Regions from separate parts of the Homo sapiens genome. Here regions 2, 3 and 4 are each linked to region 1. The links are chromatin contacts, found by Hi-C or POLR2A ChIA-PET in ENCODE. All regions are on one chromosome and are shown on one strand. Each heading gives the region's core, a stretch centred on a gene start or an enhancer-like site at or near the end of the contact. The rest is flanking DNA. Distances are from core to core; before and after follow the strand shown.

Region 1 (6,870 bases), core at 2,988-5,487:
AAGGGGAAGGGGTTGGGCTGCCCCTCTACTTCCTCCCCCAGTGCCCACAGTTGCTACCCTCCAGGGGCTTCTTCCCCTTTCGTGGCTGCCCTGTCTTCAGTGTCCATTTTACCTCAATGTCACCTGCATCTTGGGTCATCAATTGGCCTCAATTCACCTGCAGAAAGCCCATGAAATGTCCCAGCATAAGCCTCCTGGCTGCAGGAAAGGTTCAGCTCTCTGTGCAGATACCAAGATGGGCTTGTATGAGAAGTGACAGTGAACACCAGAAAGGACCTGGGTAGTCAGGGAAGAAGAGGCCCCATACCAGGAGTCAGGGCCCGTGGGCGCCAGCCCCAAGTCTGAGCCACTTCTCCGCTCTGGGTCCAGCTCTTCTTTGAATAAAACAAGAAGGTTGGACCAAAGCTGTAGATTTCAAATTGTGCTACTTGGTGACACCTCCATACCCACGGGCCCAGGAGGGCAAGGCTGAGATGGCACAACTCTCTCTCTGGTCTGTTTGATATGGTATTGGGGCCCCATGGGTGTTCTCACTTGAGACAAAATCAGCTCCTGCAAAACCACCACTCCACCAACTGCCCTGGACATCTGCCTAGACCCTGGGCCAAGTCAGGAGGAGGTGGTCAGTTCAGTTGCTGAATGAATTATGGGAAGAGCGGGCCACTGATATGGGAAGAGCAAGTCCTGATGGAAGTGCATGGAGAAAGGAAAAAGAAGAAAACCCGGTAAGCAAGAAAGAGGGTGTCTAGAAAAGAAAAGGGATTGAAGTGGAGGGGGCTTCCAGGGTCCCCATGCACCAGCGCCCACACCAACCTCACGAGGGGCTGGCCAACCTGTACGCCAAAAGGGGCTGCTCTCTCTCTCCCAGCAGCTCCACCATCTTCTGCCCTGAATGTCTGATGGCCCCGCAGGAAGGACGGTGCTTCCCAGATCTGGAGCAGTGGAGGCCGAGCCGGTAATGAGACCCCCTGGGTCCCCTCCTGCAGTAGCCATGCTGCATCTGGCAACCAGCTGGGCCCTCCCTCCCTGCTGCCACCCCCTCCATCCACGCCATGCTTGTTTGTTTCAACTGAAGCTCACAGTGTAAGAGCCACAGATCTCACTGACGGCTAATGGCCAGGGCTGGGCTGCCCGGCCAGGTTCCCATGGCGGGCTGGTCAGACCGCCATCCCACCTGTGCCCACACCAGTCCCTCCACCTACTGCCTCCTCCACTTAGCATTTTTTTCTGGGCAGAAGAACCTTCTAGAGAGGTCTCAATGCTCAATAATGACAGGCACTGGCACCTGCCACTTCTAGCATCTGAGAGATAGGTAGGTCCATTTAACAGATGAGGAAAATAAGGTCCAGAGAACAACTTGTCCAGGTCCACACAGCTACTTGGGTAGAAGCAGCACTTGAACCCCGGTCTTCTGATTCCAAAGCGAGCACCCTTGCCAACAATAACAACCACTGCATATCAGCCATACTCATGTCAGTCTTTCTGACATTCATTTACATATTTACATCACAAGGTGAAAAAGAAACTAGTCAAAAGTAATAGGCAAGAAAACTTGAGACACTGATTCTCACAGTGTCACATGGAAGGAGAGAAGGGGCCTTCCATTTGTCACCACTTTCAGAGTGGGCCTTTACATCCTCAGTATTCAAATGTAGAAACTGAGGCCCAAGGAGGTTAAAGAACCGAAGTCGCCCCATGTTTCATGCAGCAAGACCATCACAGGCCAGAAAGTAAGCCATTTCCACTCCCCAAACCGCCCCCCAAGCTGGGCAGAGCGCTCACTGTGCACCTTCTGTGCTCTCTGCAGACAGCAGAGTGCTGGATGCTGAGGCTCCTGTCTCAGGGGAGCTGATGGTGTGAAGGAAGGGGTTAGAATAATGTCGCTTCCTGCAAGAAGCTTCCTACAAGAGTCCCCTGGCTCCCTGGCCTGGGGCCAGGACTTGGTCACACCCTTTCCTCGCACCCTGTCCCTTTTCTTCACACCACAAATCACAGCCTGTCATTCTACATAGGGGGGGTTAACCAGGTGAAGCTTCTGTCCCTTTTCTAGAGTGTGCAGAGACCCAGTCTCTGCCCAGCACAGAGCCTGGCACAAGGAGACACCCATAAACAGCTGAATGAATGAATGCATGAAGGAACAAATGTTGAAGCAGGCAGTGAAGTGGGAGGGCAGAGAATAGAGAGAGGGGTACAAACGCAGCCGCCCAGGGAGAGCGTAGAAGAGAAAGGTTGCATTTATCTGTGGGCGGGGAAGACAAGCCATGGCGGGTATCCACAGCAGAGCTCACCCCCGAGACCAGCCCAGGGCCTCGCGGCTGCTCTTCTCTTAAACAGGCAGTGGAAGACAGGGGAGCGGGCTCCATTTCCACCGTGCTCCCAGCCTGCTGGAGACCTTGCTTGGGGGCCTTTGCTCCTCTGGGCCTCAGTTGCTTCTGCTGTAAACAGAGGATGGAGTTGTCTTTGTCAACCTTTGAAAACACTTCTATTTCTGAAACCTCACAGCTGGGCCCAGCCTGCAGCTCTCAGGGTTTCTTCCCTCAGCACCAAAAGCCCATCCCCTAAAGCCTTGAACCCCAGCAGGGAACACTGCCTCCAAGACAGCTGGGATAGGGGCTGACCCTGAAGTGGCCACGTGGTTCCCAAAACTTGTAAGAGTTCCCCTAAATTCCCCTGGGTCTACTTATGGCCCCAGGCCAGCTGTGCCTTACTCACAGCCACAAGGCCTGGCTCTGCTGAATCTCAGCTCTGTGGTCTTGGGCAAGTCACCATGAGCCTCAGTGTTCCCATCTGTGAGACAGGAGAGGAGCCTTATGCCAGCAACACCCCTCCCCAAAGTGACTGTGAGCTCCAGGTGGAATCAGTGAAGCTCTGCATGTAGAGGGAGGACATCAGGACCAGGGAGGAATGTGTCTTTGAGGTGGCCTCCCCTCTCCACCCCGTCTTGTTCCCATGAATGACACGCTGTGTCCTGGGGCCTTTCTTCTTTGTAATCCCAGTGTCACTGAGGGCAGCTGAAGTGCTGCTTCTTCCCAGAGCTGTGTCAATGTGGGGGTGGGGGAATCTCCTGAAAGCCAGATCAGCACCCTCTAACCTCAAGGTTCCTGGCAGTCATCAAGGGAGCGCCTGGGGACAGGAAGCACTGAGCTTCCTCCACCAGCTGCACACTCGGCCAGCTCCTGAGAGGCTCTGGGCTCAACAGAGCCCAACGTCCGGTGTGACCTGCAGAAGCTCCTCCCCCGATGCCAGCACCTGAACCTCGGGGTACTGCCTGGTGACGAGTGGCGGAGCTAAGATGCCAGCTCCAGAATGTTCCTCAGGGAACCTCTCACTGCACAGACAAGGGGGCATGAGCTACCCAGCGCCCCCCGGCGAGGCAGTCCCAGGCCCCGACATTTCAGCTGCATGTGGTGCCCCACAGGTGCCCATGAGGAGGAGCTGAGACTGCAGAGGGGAGCGGCCCGCTGGGTCCATCTGCCCACCTGCGGCACGGGGGCGTCTGACGGGCACCCCCACGGCACCCCAACACGGGGGCTTAGGGACTCCCACATCTCCATTATGAGGGCTCAGATTTGTGGGCCAAATTCAAGCCTGAAGCTTCTCTGTTATTTGGCTGCAAAAGAATTCCTGGTGGGAGTGAACACCACCCACCCCTAACAAGGTGTCAGCCCTTTACCTTCTAGCTCCTGCTGCTCCCAAACCCCAGAAAAACCCACTCTGATTTGGCCTTGAAAACCAGAACAGTGACCCTTGCTGGCAGCCAAATGTTTGCACCACAGGCTCTGACATCCAGGCGTCTTAGGGTTGTCTTAGACATCCAGACAGCAAGACAGGCAGTGGGCAGCAGACCAGAGGTGATTGAATGGCCAACTACACCCCATGTGAGAGCAAAGTCCATGAGGGATACCCCTCTCCCCAATTCTTCTGGGGCCTTCCCTCCCCATAACACTTCCATCTGCCCAGACAAGGGCTTCTGGTGCCAGGGGCAGCTCCCTTCTTATCCTTTATACTTGGCTGTTTGTGCAGACCACACAAAGATGAGTCATGCTGAAAGGCAGAACCTGCCCAGGGCTCCGTGAGTAATTTAGGCACTCACTCTACTTCTATTAAATCCCCTTCCCTTGAGGATATTAATGGGAAAGAAATCTGACTAAAGTAATTCACACTCAGGTGTAGCTGACTAATAGCACTATGCGGGTGGGGAGAGGTGGGGAGGATTACCTTTTAGGTGTCTTGCTAACCCCAGATAGAGGAAGAAATCTCAGGCAGTTGACCAACCCATGATATCAGCCCTGAAGGCAGCTTAAGAGAAAAGGCAGGGGGTTGCATTAGTTCCCCAACATCTCTGCCGGGAAAGGACCTCAAGATCCATTATGCATTTGTGAGGTTAATCACAGCATCATAGCTGCTCAGAGTCAGAAAGACCTCACAGGCCAGGCAGACCCCTGGGGTATGCAAATGTGTGCAAACTAACATCCAGATTGGCATTCATTATTCTGTGGTCACCAGCTGAGGGACTTCTGTGTGGAGCACAGCTACGCTGCTGGCAGGAGCCCTGATGTGGAGCAACAATATCCTACTGGAAATGCCCAGGGTGGCCTTGGAGAAACTCCAGAGGGGCACAGGGATTGGCCTGCTGGACCCAGCTCTGGAGGACCAGCCAGAGATGCACACACACTCACTCAAGATGAAGTGCAAGCCTGTGTGTTTTAGTAAAAGGCAAATCTGAAACCGCCTTTGCAAAAATCATAACTAAGGAAATTATGACAGTGAGAGAAACCTGACAGGGCTGACTCCATCTTGTCTCAAGCCTCACAAGTTGGCTCTCTTTGCTCATTCTTGGGCTTGGGCCAAGCTAACTCTGGGAGACATTTATAGTTTAAATAACAGCTCTTCCCAAAAGCTAACGTGTTCTTGTAAAACAAATAAAAGGCCACCAAGTTAGGATAAGAGGGGCTTGAATTCTAATTATTATCAGCTATTGTTCTGGAGGTCATAAGATTTACAACTTCTCCAATTACTCTTGAAGATAACATCACTGTTGTAGAACCTAACATTGGCCTTTTGAGATAACTTTTCAGTTTTTTGCATGTCTGGCAACCTGATGGCCCCAGCTGGACCTGCCAACCACTTCTGTGGCCCCCACCCAGGAACCGCCTCAGCATAAGAGGACAGCTTTGACTCCTTATGATTTCATCCCCAAGCCAACCAATCAGCACTCCTGACTCACTGTCCTCCTACCCACTAAATTATTCTTAAAAACACCGATCCCTGAATTCTCAGGGAGACTGATTTAAGTAATAATAAAACTCCAGTCTCCCGTACAGCCGGCTCTACATGAATTGAACTCTTTCTCTATTGCAACTCCCCTATCTTGATAAATTGGCTCTGTCTAGACAGCAGGCAAGATGAACCTGATGGGCAGTTACAAATCATGCAAAGATGATATGAAGCAAATTACAGGGGAATGACCACAAAACAATCACCATCTCTCCCTGCCTGGTAAGGGTCCTACAACCCTGACAGAGGCGGTATAGAGCGGCAAATCAGGGGGAAGGGATAGCCTCTCACCACACCCAAATGTCCTCCAGCACCATCCTCCTTGGTCTGTTGCCCAGCAGTGCTCTGGGCCAGATACCTGTGCTCGGCACTGAGGGGCACCCAGTGTGACTCAAGCAGAGTCTCTCCCCCAGAAGGGGTTACTGGAGCCACATGTCCAACCACCAGGTCAGGTGAGAACTGAAGCTCAGAACCTCCATGCCAGGATGGGTCTCCATCTGTCCATTATCCACTACTGTTGTGTAGACTGTGCAAAGATGAGTATCAGGCTGGGCGCCGTAGCTCATGCCTGCAATCCCAACACTTTGGGAGGCCAAGGTGGGTGAATCACTTGAGCCCAGGAGTTCAAGACCAGCCTGGGCAACAAGGAGAAACCCCACCTCTACAAAAAATACAGGCACACACAAAAAATTAGCAGGGTGTGGTGGCACGCACCTGTAGTCCCAGCAACTCAGGAGGCTGAGGTGGGAGGGTCTACTGAGCCTAGGAGGTTGAGGTTGCAGTGAGCTGTGATTGTGCCACTGCACTCCAGCCTAGGTGTCAAGATGAGACCCTGTCTCAAAAAAAAAAAAAAAAAAAAAAAGAAGAAAAGAAAAGAAAAGGAAAAGATGAGTAACAGCTCTCCAAGGCAGGGCTCACCCAGGGCCTCACAGATAACCACTCATGTTGAACAAACCTTGCCTCACCAGGCTCTTAAAAGTGAATTTCAACAGAGGGACAAGTGAATGGAATGAATAAATAAATATTTACCATGTAGTATGAGTCAGGCACAGCAAATAGGGTGTCTTGTTTACTCACAGTGGCCTTAGGAGGAAGGTATTAGCATCTCCAATGGACTATTGAGGAACTAAGACTCAAAAAGATTAAGTGCCTCACCACGTCACACAGCTAGAAATTGATATGACCTCCACATTCATGGAGAAGTGAGGGGAAGTGGAGGGAGCTAAGGTTAATGTGGGTGATGTCAGAGGTACTGGTGACTTGCAACTGCCCTCCCCCTCATCTGGCCCCTCCCACTTCCAGCATGCACTCTCTCACCCACCTCATGCCCCAGCACTCACACACAATTCATGCTGTAGAGCACAGTTGGGCAAGGCAAGTGGCAGCTTTGAGCTCCCTCTGGAAGGGGCAGGGGAGGGGGAAATCATGCCCTTAGAGGCCCCTCCCCAACCCCTCCCTCCCCACCCCCAATCTGCTGCAGCATCTGCCTCCCCAGTGTCAGCATCAAAGATTCATCAAAGCTGAAGCCCAGCAAAGTGTGTGCTTCACATCTCTAAATGTGCTTCTTCCCAATGAAAAATTCAGTGGAAAATG
Region 2 (6,870 bases), core at 1,146-3,645, 910 kb before region 1:
CCCACTCATTTTTTCTTTTTCTTTGGGCTCAGTTTCCCTAGCTGTAAAACTGAGCAGGTCCAAACATAGAGAGCTCTAGCTTCCCTTACAGGTTCGAAGTTCTGCTGATGGTTCAGGAATGAGGCTTCTGAGATCTTTCAGGGCACAAAGTCGTAAGACGACCTGGGTTTGTCAGCCATTGCCTCTGGTTCACCCTCTTAAAAGCTGACCTTCACCATGGGGAAGTGGGTCATTGGAGCCTCCAAGCTGTCTTCCTGTGTTTTCCTCACAATAATACTCCTTCCCCAGCTGCCAGCAAGCTTATGCTCTAGTGCAACCCTAACCCTTCTAGAGAGGGTGGAAAGCTTCATATCCTAGAGTCTGAGGGATGTGAAGTTGGGGATTCACCTTTGAAAGCAGTAGCAAGAAGAGGGCAATGCTTAACCCAAAGGGACACCTTGAAACTAGAACATCAGACCCCACTGCAGGCCACTGAGGGACCTCAGCCCACATGGCACGTAAACTACTCGTGCACAGCTGGAGATACCATTTATGCTCTGTGGCGAGGCTTCTCGGCCTTCTCCTCCGTAAGATCATATTACTGCACTTATTTTCATCTCAGTGACCTGCCAGACTGTGAGCTCCTTGAGGACAGTGATTCCTCTGATGTGTCTGCATCTGAGACACAGCAGGTGCTCACTACTTATTTTAAGTGAGCAAGAGAAGGGAGATGCCCCGATGTGATGGGAAGAATTCATGGCGAGATGGGGAGGAGAGCCAGAGCTCAGACAGGAAAGAGTGGGAGGGAACAGCTGACGGTGGGAAAAGTCCTGGGATGCTCCTTTCTCTGATTCAAGACAACATAAACTGAACCAACTCCCAGTCCCTGCAGCCTGGCCCTTCTTGTGTGTGCAGCTTGTAGGCCCTGAGGTGGATGTTTAGGGAATGAGTCCTCAAAGCATATACGTTGGCAAGGGTGGCAGAGCGCTGTGGGAGAAGGAGAAGCATGTGCAGAAAGAGGAGGCCAGGGGACCTTATGGCTCCTTTGTCCATCCACAAAGCATTAGTTTATTTATTCACTCATTTTTTCATCCAATATTTTTTAGCATCTGCTATGTATTATGTTCTGTGTTAGGTGCTGGGTGTTCAAGGAGGTAAATGAGAGCTGTGGTCCCTGCAAAGGCCAAGAGCACTCTGAGGAAACATCAGTACCTGGGGAGGCAGTGTGTGGTACCCAGCGGAGTGTGTGATGGGTGATGGGCATGGGCGGAACACTCACACAGAAGTGGCAGCGTGCCACAGGGGTGGCTGCAGGGGTGGCCATGCCTGGGGAAACGCGACTGCCTGGTTTGTCAGTGGGCCCTGTAGGACAGCAGTGAGGCACCTCCCAGGCAGCTCTGCAAGTGGCACTCCAAAGGAGAGCTGGAGAATAGAGGAGGGAAAAATGGGAATTCCTTGAGTCATAATTGGGTAGAGCTTTAGAAGGGGTTGAAGGTCATAAGTGGGAAACATGAGCCTAGAAAATATTGCTTACACATGAAAAAATGGCAGGCAGGATCAAACAGCAAATTGCAACCTGACATGCATGCTAGGGTCATGTCTGTGAAAATTCTACCTTTGGGAGGTAATGTGCCAAAAGAAAAAAAAAAAGAGACAAGAGAGAAGACTGTTGATTGAATGATGGGGGTAAGCTTATGGGTGATTTGTTAGATGGTTTTAAATGTTTAATCTTATTATGTAGTAGCTATAATCTTATCATTACAGTAGTAATACTAAAATTGAGGAGTAGAACAATGATAGAGTTTGGGGGGATGAGAGATGTTTTCTTGAGATTCATTTCACATAGTAAAAGAAAACCCAATAAAAGTAAGATGGAATGAATCCCCTCTACATCTTCTTCTGTGACTGGGTCAGGCAGCTGTGAGCAGCTAAGAGAAGCCCTGATCTTACAGGTGATTCAGCTCCACTTCCACTTCTTTTTGGGACTCACTGGGGATTATTTGTTTCTCTTAATGGGCAACAATTAGCTAATACCCCACCACTACAAGCAAAGTAAAAACTGGGCCTGTGTTAACAGTTCTCTTTTTGATGGGGTCATTGGTGTAACAGATAACTTCTAGCTGCATTAGGACTGGTAGCACATCAACATTGCCTCTCTGTTGTGAAAGGAAAATAGAAACGGCTAAGTCAACCATATATAAAGGCTTATATTTGCTCTTCAAAAGTTTTTTTTTTTTTTCAACATATCTTTGCTGGGGTTGGGCCATAGCTTGATGGGTATTTGTTGAATGACTAATTATTGACTTATAGGCTAACAGCCTCCTTTGAAGTAGGCTGAGCAAACAAACCATTAAGTGGAACATGGTGTCTAGGTTACACAGCTCACTCATCTGCTAATCACTGGGGCACACTGCTGGTTATTATTACCTGAGACCCTGAAAGGAAGCACTAAAGAAATGAAGACAGAGGAATACCAGGAGAGAAAGGAGGTCCAGTTAGACCTAAAGGTGGGCAAGAAGAAGAAGAAGAGGTGAGATCCTCAGTATTGAACAAGTACAGTGCAGCACATAGGTGATGTCTTAATAGGGGTCTTGGTCAATAATTGTTTGGTTGCAAGAAATAGAAGTATTATAAATTTAACTCTCAGTAATAACAATGATTTCGTTGGAAGGCTATGAGGAATCTCACCGACTTCAAGGGCAGGGATGACAACCAGACCCGTGAGAGGCTCAGAGACTTTCCTAGCTTCTTGCCTGTGTTTCTCTGGGTGTTTTTTTTTTTTTTTTTTTCATCTCAGCTTATCTCAGTAGCTTTGTTTCATTCTTTTCTCTGCAGACTGGCTTTCTCTGTTTTGCCTTTTCTTTTTCTCCTTCTTTCTTTCCTTCCTTCTCTCTCTCTTTCTTTCTTTTTTTTTTTTTTTTTTTTTTTTTTTGACAGAGTTTTGCTCTTGTTGCCCAGGCTGGAGTGCAATGGCACAATCTTGGCTCAGCGCAACCTCTGTCTCGTGGGTTCCAAGCGATTCTCCTGCCTCAGCCTCCGGAGTAGCTGGGATTACAGGCATGCACTACCATGCCCGGCTAATTTTGTATTTTTGGTAGAGACGGAGTTTCTCCATGCTGGTAAGGCTGGTCTCGAACTCCCGACCTCAGGTGATCCACCCGTTTGGGCCTCCCAAAGTGCTGGGACTGCAGGCATGAGCCACCACACCCGGCTGTTCTGCCTTTTCTAGGTTTTAACTTGTTCACTTAAACTTGGACATGATCTCTCAGGTTATGGGCCCAATACCAAGAATCTAAGTCCAGAGACCCAGGAGACAGAATCTGATTGGTCAATGGCTAGCCAATGGGGTGCCTCCCCTCAGTCAGGAGTCCATTGCTGTTCCAACAGCTGCAGCCAGGGAGAGGTACGTGAATGTGGATAAACATGGTGGCAGGGACAGTTCCTGTGGGTGGTCAGAAAAGGAGGCACTGACTGAGCAGGCAGCACATTGGCTAACATGTCTGCTGTGGGGAAAACTGGAATGACTTGGCTGTTGGATAAAATACTCAACCACATGTAGAAAATGCCCACCATGTATTTTTAAAAATGAATAGCTTCTGAAGGTTGGAGTCCAGGCTGCCATAAGGGTCTACATAACACTTGATTTCCAAGGAGTTTCCCCCTCGTTTTCCAAGTCTTTGGAGAGAGCAGTTAGTAGAAAATGTTAATGGCCAATTTTAGCAAATGACCATTTTGGTACTCCCAGGCCACTAGGGCTGGCTAGAGCTAATTTTTAGAATGCCCCCTTGATGATCCTGGCAACTTGTTTCATATTGACCTGGAGACACGGCATGGGCCCAGATCCAAATGTACTGCTAAGCCTACATTTGCTGTACTTGTGGGCAAGGAAAAGCCACCCCAATTACTCCATGTGGATTTCTCGTCTCAGAATATTCCATGGCTTGTCTGGTCTCACTGCAGAACTGCGGGGTGTGGTTGGGCAGGTTGCACACGACTGTGCTCATGACTCCCCTTAGACTCACACGGGAGCCTTGATTCCACGCTGGTTGCACGGTTTCATTTCTGTGCCTCCAGGTTCTCCCTCTGGACTGTGAGCTCTGGGATGCAAGAGATGCGACTTCCTCTTCTATTGCTTGCCCAAGGGGCTTGTGTAGGCCTGGCCACTCGTTTCTCTCCCCGTTCCTTCTGTCCCTCCGAGAAGACACTCAGACCCTGCCACCCATCCTCACACCGGATGTGAATGGAGGTCACTGCAGTCCCTCTCCTGGGCTACGCTTTAGGGCCCACTCTCATGGTGGCAGAGTCAATGTTGGCATCTGTTAAAGGGACCTCAGCCCAGTGGGCGGGGAGAGTGCTTTCCTGCAGAGCGGGTTGTGCTCAGTTGTGAACTCACAGCCAGCGCTGGTGAGACAAGCTCCAAGGCAGAGGCTAGTTTTCTCGGTCTTCCTCATGAACACGTGGTGGCTGCATTAGCTTATCCACAGGGTCCTCCTACTCTAAGCTTCTGGTCCCAATCAGTAAGCGACTGGCCCCTACTAGACCCCCACCTACTGGGTATTTGACTGATGGATGGAGTCACCATCTGTCTGCTTGGGCACCTGGAGCCCCTGAGCTCCAGTCCCTGCAAGCCTTTCCCTGCAGAGCCCAACCGCAGGGTTTGGCTGATAGCCTGGAACTGCCTCACCATCATTTTTCACTGGCCCCACCCCAAAGGACAGCCTCCCCAAGTAACCTTTTTCAATTGCTCCAACTTCCCTGGAGTGTTGACTTAGCCAGAGAGCACGCTCCCTCTCTAACCTCGGTGTGTTTGCTCAGCGGAGGAGCGGGCATTAGGTCCGCTTGACTCCATGAGCACACAGGTTCCTCTGTCTTTACAGGAGCGTCCCACGGAGGGGGTGCGGCGGGGGGCAGGGGAGACTGAGGAGGGAGGCGCAGCTTCCTGTTCTGCTGCCGGTTATCACAGGCTGTTCTAATGCTGCTCAAACAATATTGAGAATAACCCCGGCTCAATAGCACCAGTGTTAGGCTGCAAAGTCAATATTGGCTGAGCAAACACAGCAAATAAGGAGTTGCTATTTGCGTAGCTATGAGTACTTGTGTGCTCCGGCTGCCTCGACAGGGCCCTTGGAAATGAATGGGAAGGAGGAGGGTGTCTGGAGGTGGAGTGGGTTCCTGAGAGGGGATAGGCCAGGGTTTCTCACCTTGGCATTGTTAACAATTGGGGCCGGATGGTTCTTTGTTGTGGGGGAATATCCTCTGCGTTGTAGGATGTTTAGCAGCAGCCCTGGCCTCTGCCCTCTAGATGCCAGTAGCACCCGCTCCTGATTGTCCAGAGAAACCAAAATGTCTCTTGACATTGCCACATGTCCCCTGGGAAAGGACAGAGGGCAAAACCTCCCCCTGCTGAGACACACTAGGCTAGGTGCAGGACAAGGCTGAGGAGCAGACGGGCTAGAAAAGAGAGAAGGGCTGGGAGGGGCTCACTATGCCTCTTTGACCCTCCTGCTTTCCAGCTGGGGCTCTCCCCAGTCTCTTGTGAGTGCCAAGAAAAGCCAGCCTTTTTAAGAACTAGATGCAATGTACAAGTGCCTCTTCGATAGAAGAGCCTTTTCAGCTGCTGGCTGGATGTCCGTGGCCACCTGCTTACCCTTGCCCTGTCTTGGAACTCACTCCTGTTCTCCACCCCGAGAAAGAGAGAGGTGGTGAGATGCTCAGATAATTTATGTCTGTCTCTCTCTTGTAGAATTTCTGGCATGTTTTGCCCTGGCCGGTGACCTTCTCAGTCAGACATGCCTATTTATAACAATCTGTCCCTGGCTCTACTTCCTCCCCTTTGCCACAAGGGATTGGCTCGTGCATTCTTGAATGCTGCAAGTGGCCAAGGCTGGGCCTGTGGGAGGGCATGGGGCAGGGAGGGGAGCCAGGCACGCTGGCCAGAGGGCCTCCCTGGGGACAGGCTGCACCAGCTCAGTTCTCCTTCAGGCTCTGCAGGGTCACATCCAGGTTCACCTTTGGTCCGCTACTGGGAGGGCGATAGAGAGAGCGCTTATAGCCTGGTGAAGGCCAGGGCTGCCTCAGGGGCTGTCTGTGCCATAGTCACCAGTCCTCATTGCTGGGCCATAGCTGGAGCAGAAAGACGCCCAGAGAGGCTGTGCTGAGGGGCTCCGAACACATCTTGATGCCTGGAGACTTCTCCTCCAGGCCGGGCTGCCACGGCTCCCAGGTTGGGGTGGATTAGGAATGAAAAGAATGACACTGACCATAAATGAGCATTAGACACTGCTCCTTTTTGAATGTTGATCCTTTTGGTTGTGGTGGGAGTGAAGGGAAGCCCGTACTTGGAGCAGAAGGGGAGCCCGTACTTAGGCAGCTGTGATGATGTGGGGGTCATGATTGCCATACCATTGGCCTTGGCTTCAGAAAGTGGCATCTTGGGAGGAAGGAAAACTCCTGGATCTCCAGACGTTGAGAAGGAAAGAGCAGGCAGGCAGAAGAGAACCGGGCAGCCTAGGCGTGAAGCAGCTGCAGGAAGGTGGACAGCTGTGATTTTTTTTTCCTTTTTTTCAAAGTTAGCACACACCTTATGCACCACTCTATTTGGCCTCTCTCCTTCCCTCCTTCCTTTGACAGAGGAGGAGAAGACATTTGAGAAACCTACCGCATGCGACTCCTTCCTAAAGGTACTTGCACAAGAATGTTTCACAGAGCAATGGAAGCCTTTCAAAACTTGTCAGAACCATTGCCTGATTTCTTTAGAGACTTGGCAGGGGGCAGGTTGGCATGATTAGACTCAAGCCCCAAAGATGGAAGCATTCCTGAAGCAGTCATCCTGATTGTGGGGCCACCTGGGGAAACAGGGATCCCTCCCTCCAAAGCTGATTCTGCATTTGG
Region 3 (6,870 bases), core at 1,555-4,054, 790 kb after region 1:
CCTTTCAAGGTAGAAACTCATGCTTGTGTAGTTTCTTCCAATATTTCTTTGATACTTTCCTTCTTTGTATATTCTCTGTTCTTTATTTCTGGAATGCTGTTTTGGACAGCATCTCAAATTTCCTTGTCTTTCCTATTTTCTGTTTTTATTTTTGGTTCTCCTTTCTGTGGTATTTGCTCGACTGTCTTCTAAATTCTCTGTTGAATTCTTTAATTTTTATGACCATGTAATTTCTAAGACCTTTCTAGTTTCTGATTATTTCCTTCACATAGCATTCTGTTCTTGTTTCATGGATGCACTATCTTAACATACTTTAATTAACATTCTTTAAGAATATAACAGGATTTTTTTTTTTTTTTTTTTGAGACGGAGTCTTGCTCTGTCGCCCAGGCTGGAGCACAGTGGTGCGATCTCAGCTCACTGCAAGCTCCGCCTCCCGGGTTCACACCATTCTCCTGCCTCAGCCTCCCGAGTAGCTGGGACTACAGGCACCCACCACCACGCCCGGCTGATTTTTTGTATTTTTAGTAGAGACAGGGTTTCACTGTGTTAGCCAGGATGGTCTTGATCTCCTGACCTTGTGATCCGCCCATCTTGGCCTCCCAAAGTGCTGGGATTACGGGCATGAGCCACCGCACCTGGCCAAATATAACAGGACTTTTGAAGTTCTTTTTATTTTCCCTGCCTATCCCCTCACCTCCAAGTTCTTTTTGTGTTTGTGTTAACCCTGCCTTTCTTGTCAGGGGCTTTCCCCAGATGGCTGTCAGCTTTTAGAGTATATCCATATTGGACAGGTCGAAAGTTCTACGTGCATGTGCTGCAGATGCCCTGTGCCGTGCAGCTCAGCATGCATAGGTGGGGTAGTTGGTTGATGAGCTTTTCTTTAGGAGAACAGATTTTGAGCTATCTTTTTTTGTTGGAACCCTGCACACAACTGTCATTATGTAGATGGTTTTCCTCTCAGGTGGTTGGTTTTCTCCAGAGAAGAACCCTTGAATCTCCTGCCTGTGGAGGTGGACGTGTGGTTGGTGTTCTGGGTGCCCCTTGCCCTGAGCTCTGTTCTCCATGGTGCCTGTTTCCTGGGTCTGCAGCCCCTTCTCAGTTTCTCTGAAGAGTAAACCTCTCCCCTGCTTGGGGAGGAGCATGGGGGTTACGTAGTAGCCTGGCTGCATAACATGGGCTTAGTAGCTCAGTTTTCCATCATGAACCAGAGCCTCATCTTTCATGGTTCCTGTGCCTCCGAGGGCTGGGCTACTGGGGTGTCTGTCAGTCCAGATGGCTTTGTTCTCAAGTTTCCTCCACAGTGGATATGAATGTTTGCAACTTACACTCAATTACAACGCTTTCCTCTACTTTTCTCCAAGTTTGCTGAAATCTTTATTTGTGGATATCTCCTCTCTTTTTGCTTTGTCCTCATAGGTTAAAACGTTTTAAAATTCCCTAACAGTAGGAAATTTAGTAGGGTTTTGGAAGGGAGAGGAGGTGTAAGATGGTCACTCTTCCATGTTTAACTGGAAGTGGAAAGTCTAGGCTTTTGCTTCAGGCCTGGGAGGTGCACATGAAACAGTCCCTCCCAGTGGCTGCCTGGGGGGTCCCTGAAGGGTGTGAGACCACCGTGAATCCTGGGGCAGGGCACTTGCAGTACATGTGCTATGTGTTTGCTAGTATTGTTTTAGATGTTTGATCTCCTAGCCTTTGCTTTTCTTTGTATTTTTCCTGCTTTAGTCCATTTCCCTTCTAGCTCCTTCTGTTCTCATTTATCTTCTGCTGCTGCTTGGAGTTACATTTTCAGCAAGTCTGTAACACCTCTCTGAACCAAAGGCTCTCAAGTTCATCTTTCTTTCTCCAAGCCTACGCCTGTGCTGCTGTCATGAGTGGCGAGCTTCTGTTTCTTCTGTCTTCTTGTCAGTCCCAAGTGCCCTTTTACAGAGAATGCCTGTTTTTCACTGTCTAGCTCAGTTACCAGGAGTCCCTGTGAATGACACCCACAGGTCCCTCAAAGAAGTCAGATTTCTCTTGGACCTGATAAAGCAAACAAAATGTGACCCAAGCAGGCTGAGTTGGACGGGTCCCTTCTTACCTTCGCCCTCTGCCATGTTGACATTCTTATCTGATGGCACAGGCTGGGAGTTCAGGATCCACTTAGATGGGGTCCGTTCAGGGGATACCAGCGTTCACATTTTTCCTTTTAAGAAAGGGTCTTGGCCTGAATGTTCCCCATCCGGACACAGGCTGCATGTCTCTGTGAGTGTCAAAGCTGCCATGACCATCTCGGTAACCTACTCTTACTCCACAATGTCTATATTCACTGCAGGGCTCTATGATTAGTCCATAATGTAAATGCCTGGCCCAAGACGTATGGCCTGAGTTTATCCAAGGCCCAAACGATTACCAAACATTCCTCTTAGATAGAAGACAGATTTCTTTCCCTTGGCAAAGATCTTCTACTAAGATATGTTACAGGATGTTTTACATTCTCTTGGTCTTATAATAACACCACGCCCAATCCAGTATTTGATGCGTCGGTGGTCACTCGGAAGGTTGTTATTTTAAAAATACTTATTGTTCTCAGTCTGCAGTTCTCACAGCTGTAAAAAAAAAAAAAAAAAATACAGTCTTGTTTCCACCTTTCCAGAGTTTTATGGCACCTGGGAACTGGGATCAAGCTGGGACTGGGTCCAAGATTGGGGTGGGTGAGTGGCGCTTGCGTCAGGGAATGTGAGTGCCCTGCAGGCTGGAAGGGATGCTCTGGTTGTAGCCTTAAGATAAACAGATTGGGCTGGACATCTGTGGTTTCAGATTAGGCAGGAAGGAAATCATCTCCTACCTGGATTACTCAATATCTTCCTTACTGGTCCTGCAGTGATCCTGGGAGGGTGATATGATCGGCTTTGTTTACAGATGGATGAACCAGATGAGTCCCTAGGAAGTGAAGTGACTGGCCCAGGATCACGATGAACTCTCAAGGCCAAGTTTGAACCCAGGCCTTCTGACTCCAAGCCTGTAGTCCTTTCACTGGCCTACAGCTGCTTCCTGAGCCCCTTTCCTGGTTCAGTCAGGCAAAACAAACCAGCTTCCTGCGAGTTAAGGGGGAAAAGGGTTTAATGGGGACTGACTCATTGAGATTGGCAGTCCCCTTTGGTTAATTTCATCAGGTCATCTCCTAGCGTTCCATTTCCTTTTGTGGAGACACAGATCAGAGGCAATCTGGCTCTGTATGAACTCACTTTGTGACTCTGGGTGAATCATTTCCCTCTCTGGGTTTCAGGTTCCTCATTGCACAGTAAGTATATTGGAATTCAGTGGTTCTCAAATCTGCTGGAACGTCAGAATCACCTGGGGACATTTTCTTTAAAAAAAAAAAGCCAGCTCTATTGAGTCACATTTTACAATCAATGAGTTTTAGTAAGTTTACCAAGTTGTGCAACTATCAGCATAAATCAGTATTAGAACATTTTTATCATGTCAGTAATATCCCCATCCACTCCCACTCCCTGCCCTAGGCAACAAGTAAGCTATGTACTTTCTGCCCCTGTAGATTTACCTTTTCTGGATGTTTCACATAAATAGAATCATGCACTGTGTGGTCTCTTGCATCTGGCTTCTGTTACTTAATATAACATACTTGAGGTTCATTAATACTGTAGCATGTATTGATAGCCTATTCCTTTCTATTGCTCAATAATATGGCAATTGTATGATATGTCACATGTTATTTATCTACTTATCAGTTGATGGATATTTGATCCAGTTGATGAGTCATGAATGATGCTGCTTAGAACATTCATGGACACATTTTTGTGAGGGCGTATGTTTTCATTTCTCTTGCGTATATACCTAGAAGTGGAATTACTGGGTCAAATGGTAACTCTTATGTGTAACTTTTCAGGAAATAGCCAAACTGTTTCCCAAAGTGTCTGTACCATTTTACATTCCCATCAACAATAGATAAGGGTTACCCTCTGGAGAGCTTTTTAAAAATTGTCATTTCTGTGCCCTACCCACCTGAGGTCTGGCATGGGGCCCAGGAATCTGCATTTTATGAGCTCCCCAGGTAATTCAGATACATCTGGTTCGTGGATATGTGTTTCGGCCCACTAAGACCGGATGACCTCTGAAGCCTCCCTAAGGCCTGTTGTCTCTATTAGTCTGTGCCTCTCGGGCAAGACGCACCTTCCTGCCAAGTCTCTCTGGGTGTTTGTCTTTGGATCAGAGAATCAGTACGCAGAGCAGGGCTGAGGGAGTTGGCCAAGCAGCGTGCATAACTCTGCGCAGCACCTGTCCTGCATTATCCTCCACACTGGCCAAGGCTTTGTGTCCCTGGCTTCATGGACATAAAATTTTATCACAGGTTTTTATGTGTTATCACATTGTAAAAGTGCCATAAAATCAAGGGTCCAGTTTTCAGTGCATCTGAAAACGTCGTATTCCTTTAAGTTATAATCTTGGTTGCAGTCATTTTGGTAACTTGTTGAGAAGCCTCATCCCGACCCTGCCATTTATTAGCTATAACTAGATTTTTAATTGCTCCGAGCCTCTGTTTTCTCATCTGCAAAATGAGATTAATAACATCGACATCATGAAGTCTCTTGAAAGGATTAAATGAGATAACCTGTGAAATGCTACTGTAATGGACCTCAGTGCTCTTTTCTTTCTTTTGGCTGTTTCTGCCCCATCCCTGCTTCCATTATTATACATCTTTTCATGAGCTTATTGCCCATTTATATGTCTTCTATTGTTTTTAATGAGGTGAAATTCACATAGCATAATATTAACCCATTTCCTTCACATCCTTGTTATTTATTTTTTTTTAATTATATCCATCCTAGTAGTGGGTGTGAAGTGGTATTCATTGTGGTTCTGATTTGCATTTCTTGAATGGCTAATGATGTTGAGCTTCTTTTCATGTTTTTGTGTGCTTATTGGCCATTCATATATCTTATTTGCAGAAAAATATTTATTCAAGTCCTTTGCTCTCCTCTTCTTTTTTTTGTTTGTTTGTTTGTTTGTTTGTTTGTTTCTGAGACGGAATCTCGCTCTGTAACCCAGACTGGAGTGCAGTGGCGCAATCTCAGCTCACTGCAACCTCTGCCTCCCAGGTTCAAGTGATTCTCCTGCCCCAGCCTCCTGAGTAGCTGGGATTACAGGCACGTGCCCCCATGCCTGGCTAATTTTTGTATTCTTAGTAGAGACAGGGTTTCACCATGTTGGTCAGGCTGGTCTTGAACTCCTGACCTTGTGATCCGCCTGCCTTGGCCTCCCAAAGTGCTGGGATTACAGACGTGAGCTACCACGCTCGGCCTTTTCCTCCTCCTTTTTAAAGACAGTAGGGTGGTCTCACTATGTTGCCCAGGCTGGATTCCACCTTCTGGACTTAAGCAATCCTTCCACCTCAGCCTCTCAAGTAGCTGGGACTACAGCTGCACACGACTGCACCCTGCTCTTTTGCCTATTTTTAAATTGGGTTGTATGTCTTTTTGTTGTTCAGTTTTGAGAGTTTTTTTGTGTGTTCTGGATACTGGAACCTTATCAGATATATAATTTGCAAACATTTTCCCATTCTGCCATTTGTCTTTTCACTTTCTTGATAGTCCTTTGATGCACAAAAATTTTTATTTTGATGGTTTATCTGTTTTTTTCCTTTCGTTGCTCATATTTTTGGTGTCGTATCTAAGAATTCATTGCCCAAATCTAAGGATGTAAAGATTTACCCTTGTGTTTTCTTCTAAGAGTTTTATAATTTTAGCACTTAAATTTAGGTCTTTGATTCATTTTGAGTTAATTTTTGTATATGGTGTAAGGTAGGGTTCTAACTTCATTTTTTGGAGGGGCTATTCAGTTGTCCCAGCATGATTTGTTGAAGGGACTATGTCCCTTTGAATGGTCTTGGTACCTTTATCCAAAATCAACTGATCATAGATACAAGGATTTCTCTGGACTCTCAATTCTATTTCATTAATCTATATGTCTGACCTTACAATAACACCACACTGTCTTCATTACTGTAGCTTTGTAGCACATTTTATATCAGGAAATGTAAGTCTTCCAACTTTGTTCTTCTTTTTAAAGGCCTCCTTCTGTTATTAACCAGCCATCCCACTGTTATTTTGCTACTAGACCGGGGTATCAGCTATGTATACTGTAAAATTAGCTATACATATCTGGTGTCTCTATTCTTTTTCCACCAGATGAGGCTTTATTTCTTCTCTTCTAGTCCCCCCCTTAGATATTTCCCTCCTTCTGTGAGACTGAGACTGACCCCTGGATATGTGCTGACTTTTTTTTTTTTTTTTTTTTTTGAGGCAGAGTCTTGCTCTGTTGCTCAGGCTCGAGTGCAGTGGTGCGATCTCGGCTCACTGCAATCTCTGCCTCCTGGGTTCAAGCAATTCTCCTGCCTCAGCCTCCTGAGTAGCTGGGACTACAGGCACACGCCGCCACACCCGGCTAATTTTTTGTATTTTAGTAGAGACGGGGTTTTACTCTGTTGCCCAGGCTGGTCTCGAACTCCTGAGCTTGGGCAATCCACCGGCCTCGGCCTCCCAAAGTGCCAGGATTACAGGCGTGAGCCGTGCACACAGCCCAGTGCTGACCTTTTATTTCAATCACCTCAATGGCTGGAGAAGCAGAACCTTTGTTGTTGAGTCCCTGGTACACCCTCAGCACCTGCCTGGTGATCTCAGGTTCTGCCCTGTTATTTCATGAGTCTCTAGTCTGAGTCGCCTTTATCTTACTGAGTTGGACAGGAGGAACAATAACCACATAGCAGAATGACCATTAAAAGAGGCGGGAATGAGGTAACATGACTGTTGATGGTACTCATCTAAATGTTTTAATATATTTTGAAGTTTTAAAACTTAAGCCATTTGCAGT
Region 4 (6,870 bases), core at 1,763-4,262, 530 kb before region 1:
CACCATATCAGGGGCATCTTCCTTTACACATCTGTCTTATCCTGTACCCCGAGCTACTGTTTTCATTCTTACCCCAGGGCCTGTCATATCCGTAGCTTGACTCAAATACTGTCGCATCCTGTGCCTCTGTCCATGGTTCTGAACCGTTCTTTATGAGCTGGGGCAAGGCTAATTCTCCTGATGTGAGGTACTCGTTGGTTCATCGAGGCATTCATTCAATAAATATCTTTACAATTTAGCTTTGCCTATATAACAAACCACCCCAAAACATAGTGGCTTAAAGTTTTTTAAAATTATCAATTCTTATAATTATATGGGTCACCTGGACCATTTTGGTCTGGGCAAATCCTTCTGATCTGTAGTCAGCTGGTGGTTTGGCTGGGGCTGGGTGATCTAGGATGGCCTCACTCATATGTCTGGTAATTGATAATCTGTTGATTGGGGCACCTCAGTTATCCTTTATGCAGTCTTTCCATCACATTAGCTCAAGCTAATTTGAATGGTGGACACAGGGTTCCAAGCCTGCAATAGAAGGCAAGCTCCAATACTCAGGTTCTTCTGATAAGTCTACATCACATTTTCTAATGTTCTGTTGTCCAAAGGAAATTGCATGGATAAGCCTAGAGCCAGTGTTGGAGGCACTGGGCACAGGTAGGAGAATGATTGTAGCCATTTTTTATAACAATTTACCACTTCTCCAAATCTCCTGCATCCCCAAAGCACTATAACACTGCAAATAATGGGATGACCCTCTGTTGAACCTGCAGAGAAATGACTTTACCCCTAGAGCTGTTTTAAACTAAGAGTCCACTTGGCTTCTGCCAAAACCACTTTCATAATTGTATCAGGAGCAGTTGAAAGTCTCTTCGAACCCTCCTTCACAACATTCAGAGGCACAATTCGAGATCTTGCTGAACCACAAAACTAATTTTTTTGCTTCTAAATGAACAAAAACCCTCCTGAATTGTAAGCCTTTTTGACAATCTTCAGTAATAATTTTTTGAGTTGTGCACGGCTGGGCAATAAACCCCTAGTTACCTTCCTGGGTGAAGGCAGAAGAGCTCCAGAGTACAGTAGAATTCCCAGGTCCCCAACTCCTCAGAAAAGAGAATATTTTAGAGAGCATCTCCTAGGAGCCAGAACCTTACATAAATTCTCCTTTAACACTCACAACATCCCTTTTTGACAGTGTTTGTTGTCTCTGTTTTATGGAGAAAGGAGCTGAGGTTGGGGAGATTAAGTATCTTGGTCAAAGTCACAGAGATGGCAAGTTGCATGGCAAGATTTCAAACTCAAGCATTTGGACCTCAAAGTCAGAGCTCTTTCCACTATACCTCATCATGTCAGAGCTGCAGAGCATCTAGACTTGGGTATGGGGCACAGAGCTTTGATTCTAGCTCTGCCCCCACTTCTGTAGCACCTCGAGACACTCCCTTGTTCTCTCTAAGCTTCTGTTGTCTCATATGCAATAGGAACATTACATGCACCTAATCCAGGCTCAATCAAGGTGAATGCAAACATGTTGCTCCCCGAGCTGTAGAGAGGAAAGACAACTGGTATTTTGGGAGGGTGATTTTGACAGCATCTTTCAAAATTTTGGATGTGTGTGTTCTTTTATCTGGCAGTTCTACTTCCAGGAATTCATGTTAAAGAAACATATTCACATGTGAGTAAGAATGCATGTAAAAAGATGTTTATTTCAGCATTGTTTATAATAGCAAAAAAAATGGAAATAATATAAAGGCCCAAAGAAATTATGCATATCCATGATACAAAATGCTATTTATCATTGAAAAGGATCTACTGATGCAAAAATGTCCAAGATATATTACTTCAAAATAATAAAGTAGATTTATATATGATGGCACAGGAAGATCACAGGAAAGTATTTTAAGTGAAAAAAATAAATTTTAAGATGATCAATAAACCTACATATGCTTATTTATGTTTATACGTAGAGAAAAAATCATTTGGAAGGAAACACATCAAACTATTCACAATGGCTTCCTCTAGCAGCAATAAGAAGATGATGACTTCATTTTTTGTTTGTTTATATTTACTTTCTACATTTCTATATTGTTGAAAATGTTCACAAGTATGTATTCCATTTGTAATGCAAAGAAAGAGCAGAATTCTAGTGCTGTAAGAAACTTTGAAGATCACCACGGCCCAGAGAGAGAAGCCAATTTCTCGCTGTCATGCGGCCGGCCATTGGCTATCAGGCTGAAACCCTCTTGATGCCCAGTCCAGGCCGGCTTCAGCATCAGGGCAAGCTCTTTGGAAATCACAGAAGCCACAGAAGGCTGAGGAATTGATGATCTAACACAAAGGAAACTGCACCAGTCAGAGAGCAGAGATCAGCATGTGGGCCTGGCTCGGCCACCTACCTGCTGGGCTGGGCTTGAAGCAGGGGAGAGGCCTTTTCCAGCCCTTGTAGTACCCAAAGGAATGCCACCCTGAGGTCTCAGGTCAGGCCTCTGCTTAGCACGTGACCATCATGCTCCCCAGCAAGTCCCCCTCATTCCCCTCTGGCCCTGCCTTTACTATCCTCCCTGAGTGCCATGGACACAGCAGATGCACAATACAGGCAGCCTTGAATTCTACCAGGGAGGCTAGGAATGGCTGGGTGGCCTGTGGTCATGACCTGCCAGCAACTGGGTTGGAAGAGAGGACTTCTGAGCCCTGCAACTGACGCCATAGGGGCATGACTTTGCATTATCTGGAGCCAGTTTTTCCCTCCAGAAAATGGGCATAAGGGTGACCCATTCAAGCCATCATAAATAATGTACCACTTATAAAGCCAACCTCTCTAACTGTCCTGGGCTCATGTGACATTTTATCAAGAGCCCATCATGTCCTCAGTGTGTGTGGGTCCCAGAGGGGCAATCTCACTCCCCTCCCCTTCCAGTCACCCCTTACTGTCTCCTCCTAGAGCTGTGACCACCTGGGAAAACAGGACATGAATGCATGAAGCCACGGTGAGTCAGCAGATGGCGTGTCGTTCTGTCTGAGCATGGCAGGAGGTCAGAGAAGGGAAAGCCCCGAAGATGCCATTATGCAGAGCCCTGGCCTCCACCTCCCAGCAAGAGCTGGACCCAGCCTGCAAGCATGGCCAGCATGATTTCTGACGAAGCTCCCAACAGATGTGGCTTTCCAGATTCAGGTCTTTGCATTAGGGAAGAGGTGGGGAGGTATGTGAAGCAGTAAACAGAGATGCCGAAAGTTCTAAGTGCATAAAGTAAATATAAAGTAAATGTATATTTGGGAGAAAAGGTGAAATAGCTCTCTGAGTTTTCCTCTGATATGAAGCCTTTGCTTGAATCTTTAGACATGGTCTTTGTGTTTCACGTCCCGTGTTCTCAGAAGGACTTGGTGCTGTGTTTCTGTTGACATTCTTGCCCTGCCCCCACGATAGGGAGCTGGACAACCCATGTGACCTTGTTACACCAAGTAGGGTCTGTGGACCAGCAGCATCGGCATCTCCTGGGACCTTGTCAGAAACAGAGAATCTCAGACCCCACCCAGACCTACTGAATTTGAATTTGCATTTTTGCAAGGTCTCCAGGTGTTTCCGGCGCACAGTCATACTTGAGAAGCCGCCTGGCTCCAGGACGCAGGTTTCCCCTGGGGGTGTGCACTCATGCAATGGCAGGCATGTACCCTGACTTTAGGTGGTACAAGAGTGAACATTTACTATTTTCATGGGTTTTAACTTCAATGTCCCTTTATAGCAAATGGTGCATCATGTACAGAAATGGTAAGTTGACATAAATGGTGTATTTTAAAAGTGAGTCAATTCAAAGAAAACATTCCCTGACTAATAGTCTGGGGTGCTGAGAAATGACACCTTCAAAGGTGGGACAAGAATGGCTATTTCCAGAAGTGATGATCCAGTTTAGGCCCCTCAAGGAGGTAGGAATGAAGGGGCTGCTGCAGAGAGATGGGGGCTTGTCCAAGGCCAACAGTGGGAGTGTGGTGACGGAAGCGGACTGGAACTCAGCCCTGTCCAGGTCAGCAGCGCCCCTTCCTCCCTCTGCCCTGGTTGCACAGCTCGGCCTGAGGCTGGCTCTGCAGCCAGGGTGACGTCAGGAACTGGGACATCTGCAGGTGATACCATGCATATGCACAGAGTGCATGGCTGTTACTACAAACAAAGAGAATGTGTAGTCAGTGGAGCCCAAGGCTGAGCCATTTGGAGATGAACTGTCTCCCCTCCACCCAGGAACAACAGGGCACCCAACTCTTCATTCATGAATAAACATTGTAAGCTGCTCTGTGCAGGCTGAGAAGCCTAATGTTTTCTAGGTTTTCTAGATATGTTGGTGAGGTTTTGCAAACAGGAAATCTGAAGTTAGAAAGGAATTGGTCATTTACCTTCCCAGCCATCTCATGGACTTTGCTCAAATCTCTCAGATGGAGTCATTCACACACACACATACACACACACAAGCAACTTCACGATATGTTTAGGTTTTCTCTAAAGTTTTCTCAGCTGTGTTTGTACTCCCTGAGGTTTAGGGCTGTCGGTATCTGTTTTTTCACTTCTTCTACAGCACAGAATTGAGTAGTAAATTCTCTAGTCTCCTGTCCCCTTCCCATTGTCTTTTGCCTAGCTCCTTATCCTGGCATTCAAGGCTGCCATCGCTATGGCCTCAGTCTAACTTTCCAGGCTGTTTCCCATTGGTATCCTCTGCACACGATGTTCCAACCAAAATATGCCATGAGCCACATATATGAAGTTCAAGACCAGCCTGGGCAACAGGGCGAGACCCAGTCTCTATTAAAAAATAAAAATAAAAAAAGAGTAAACCACATGTGGTCAAACCATGCCCATGCTCTGCAACCTTCACACCTACTAGCTTTCCACAAAAGCTGTGCCTTTGCCTAGAATTTCCCTCCACCCTTGAAATTCTTCTCCCTTAGGGCCCAGCTTAAATGCCCTCTCCTCCAGGAAGCCTCTGAATTGTCCCCAAGCCCTTGAAACTCCCATAGTCCTCTATTGCTACCTCATTGTGACATTTAGAACAGGTCTTGAGTTTCAGCCTCCACAGCTGTAGGGGAGTGTTCCCTTTTCTCTGTGTTCCAGGCTGCCCAGCCCAGGCCTGGCTCATAGAAATCCCACCAGGTAAAATACTTTGGCCCTAGGTAAGTCCTGGGTTTGATTCCCAGCTTTGTTGGGACTACTAGTCAGGGTTGATGCTGGGTAAATTACCTAACCTATCTACTCAGCTATAAAATAGAAATATGAATCATGCCTTCATGGAGAAGGCATGATAGTAAAATGAGGCAGCGGGTACAATGTGCTTAACATTCTGCTTGGCACCTATTAAGTGTTTAATATATCATAGCTCTTATTCGTGTTATTGATAATAATAAAAGCAAACATTAAATGGATTGAAAGATAAAGTCATAAAATCTAGAACTGGATGGCCTCTGCAGGTGTCTGGGCCACTGGCCCATCCTGCCCACCTGCCCACAGGCCCCTTTGCCCTGCTGTGCCTCCCTCACATTCTGGCCCCAAAATGGTTGCTCCTGGCTGCTCCCTGAACCCAGGCCTGCCAGAAACCCTCTCCTTTTCCTTTACCCTGTGTCTCCAGTAAAGATCACAGGCATTTTAGGGGTCTGCAGTCTTCTTTGGGTTAAGAAGCAATGATCTGGTGCTAGCTCTCATTTTATGGGGAAGGAACCTGGCCTGGAGGGAAGGAGGTGTTTGCAAGGGAGGAGGTGCTCTCCAGGGAGGAGGTGCTCCCCAGGGAGGAGGTGATCACCAGGGAGAGGGTGCTCACCAGGGAGGGGGTGCTCACCATGGAGGAGGTGCTCCCCAGGGAGGAGGTGCTAACCAGGGAGGGGTTGCTCACCAGGGAGGGGGTGCTCACCAGGGAGGAGGTGCTCCCCAGGGAGGAGGTGCTTGCCAGGGAGGAGTCCTCGCTACCCCAGAGCCACGGCACTCAGACCAGCAGGGCTCTGCATTTTCCAGAGTGGCATTTCCCCCCTCTAGGTCTGGCACAGATGTGGCTGCTGAGAGCCTGCCTCACTTATTCCTGTTTTCAAAGAACAATGACCCTTTCCTCATCCATATCTTTCTTAACAAATGTACTTGTCTGAGAGAAGCATAACTTCCAAGTCTTCCTTCCCTGAATTGGGAAGAGACTTCAAGGAGAGCAAACTTTCCGAGGACCAGCCCTGGGGTCGAGCCTGAAATAGAATTCCCAGCAGGTAGTCAGCCCCTTCCTTTCCATGGAGGGGTCAAAGCCTGCTCAGGGCTATGCTCACAGGAGCCCCTCTGGGAATGAGCAGGGCACTTCCCCTCCTAGGTGTTGGGGTGACCCCACAGATGGGAGGGAGAGGGCTGGAGGCAGCTAAGACTCTGGAGAGGTGTGTCAGGCTGGAGTCAACTCTGAGGAGCAGAGGCAGGGTGGGACAGCCTGAGCCAAACACCAGGGACAAAAGACGAATTTATGTGAGCCAGCCTCCTTTGAAAGCGAGGAAGCAGGGAGACAGGTCAGTTGACAGCTATAGGAATACAGTAGAAGTCGGATTTCTCAAGAGCTTACAGTGAGCACCAGCTCCTCTAAACCTTGGAGCACCCCTAGGAGGGAGACTCTCATATCATCCCCACTCCACCGTTGCAGTCAAGGCAAGACACTGGTTCCATTTCAAATACCACTCAGCTCCACTTGGGAAAGACAAATACTAAGTCTGAAATAACGAAAAGCTGCCCAAGTGTTTGGTTGAGAGTGGGACAGGAGATGGGGTTTGGGGACCAGGAACGGCTGCACAAGCCCAACCTGAAATGCTTACCCCTAGAGTCACTCCTTTGGGTTAAAGTGACCCAAGGATAATTGAAGGAGGTAAACAGGAGAGGGAAAG

What was found. Hi-C counts contacts between places; a loop is a spot of excess contacts on that map. ChIA-PET counts read pairs that join two places held with the same protein, here RNA polymerase II (POLR2A). Pooled maps may share reads with other maps.
Region 2: a loop to region 1 is called in a map of PC-3, with 5 times the contacts of the local background. The contact joins the promoter of PCAT29 here to the promoter of LINC02205 in region 1. A Hi-C loop is called at or near these places in 2 of 168 maps with a recorded cell type or tissue (Caco-2 and PC-3) and 1 of 50 pooled maps.
Region 3: a loop to region 1 is called in a map of PC-9, with 10 times the contacts of the local background. The contact joins the enhancer-like site here to the promoter of LINC02205 in region 1. A Hi-C loop is called at or near these places in 1 of 168 maps with a recorded cell type or tissue (PC-9) and 1 of 50 pooled maps. POLR2A ChIA-PET finds 5 or more read pairs at or near these places in 1 of 52 experiments (PC-9).
Region 4: a map with no recorded cell type shows a loop between it and region 1 (11-fold over the local background). The contact joins the enhancer-like site here to the promoter of LINC02205 in region 1. A Hi-C loop is called at or near these places in 10 of 37 single-sample maps with no recorded cell type and 2 of 50 pooled maps. POLR2A ChIA-PET finds 5 or more read pairs at or near these places in 2 of 52 experiments (PC-9 and activated B cell).

Annotation. Positions count from the first base shown.
Region 1 is chr15:70,501,691-70,508,560 of GRCh38, forward strand. LINC02205 (long intergenic non-protein coding RNA 2205) reads right to left here and starts at 4,238. Exons shown (of 2, transcript NR_146562.1): 1 at 4,219-4,238; 2 at 2,217-2,435. RefSeq lists enhancers at 1,804-2,329, 2,330-2,853, 2,367-2,506, 2,607-2,746, 4,127-4,176 and 1 more.
Region 2 is chr15:69,589,805-69,596,674 of GRCh38, forward strand. PCAT29 (prostate cancer associated transcript 29) reads left to right here and starts at 2,396. Exons shown (of 4, transcript NR_126438.1): 1 at 2,396-2,509.
Region 3 is chr15:71,292,332-71,299,201 of GRCh38, forward strand. The region is part of intron 6 of THSD4 (thrombospondin type 1 domain containing 4); the gene reads left to right. It overlaps LOC124903520 (a long non-coding RNA gene), which reads right to left. Exons shown (of 2, transcript XR_007064700.1): 1 at 2,828-6,870; 2 at 1-2,588. Among named protein-coding and RNA genes, the nearest start is that of THSD4-AS1, 110 kb to the left of the region's middle. RefSeq lists an enhancer at 2,530-3,729 and a silencer at 2,979-3,273. Within about 2 kb of position 2,805, at least 17 of the 41 ENCODE cell types and tissues checked have a DNase peak (open chromatin) inside an H3K27ac peak, as active enhancers do; they include PC-9, where a contact is called at or near this core.
Region 4 is chr15:69,976,444-69,983,313 of GRCh38, forward strand. The region is part of intron 2 of LOC101929129 (a long non-coding RNA gene); the gene reads right to left. Among named protein-coding and RNA genes, the nearest start is that of MIR629, 100 kb to the right of the region's middle. RefSeq lists enhancers at 2,922-2,981, 3,812-3,871. Within about 2 kb of position 3,013, at least 3 of the 41 ENCODE cell types and tissues checked have a DNase peak (open chromatin) inside an H3K27ac peak, as active enhancers do.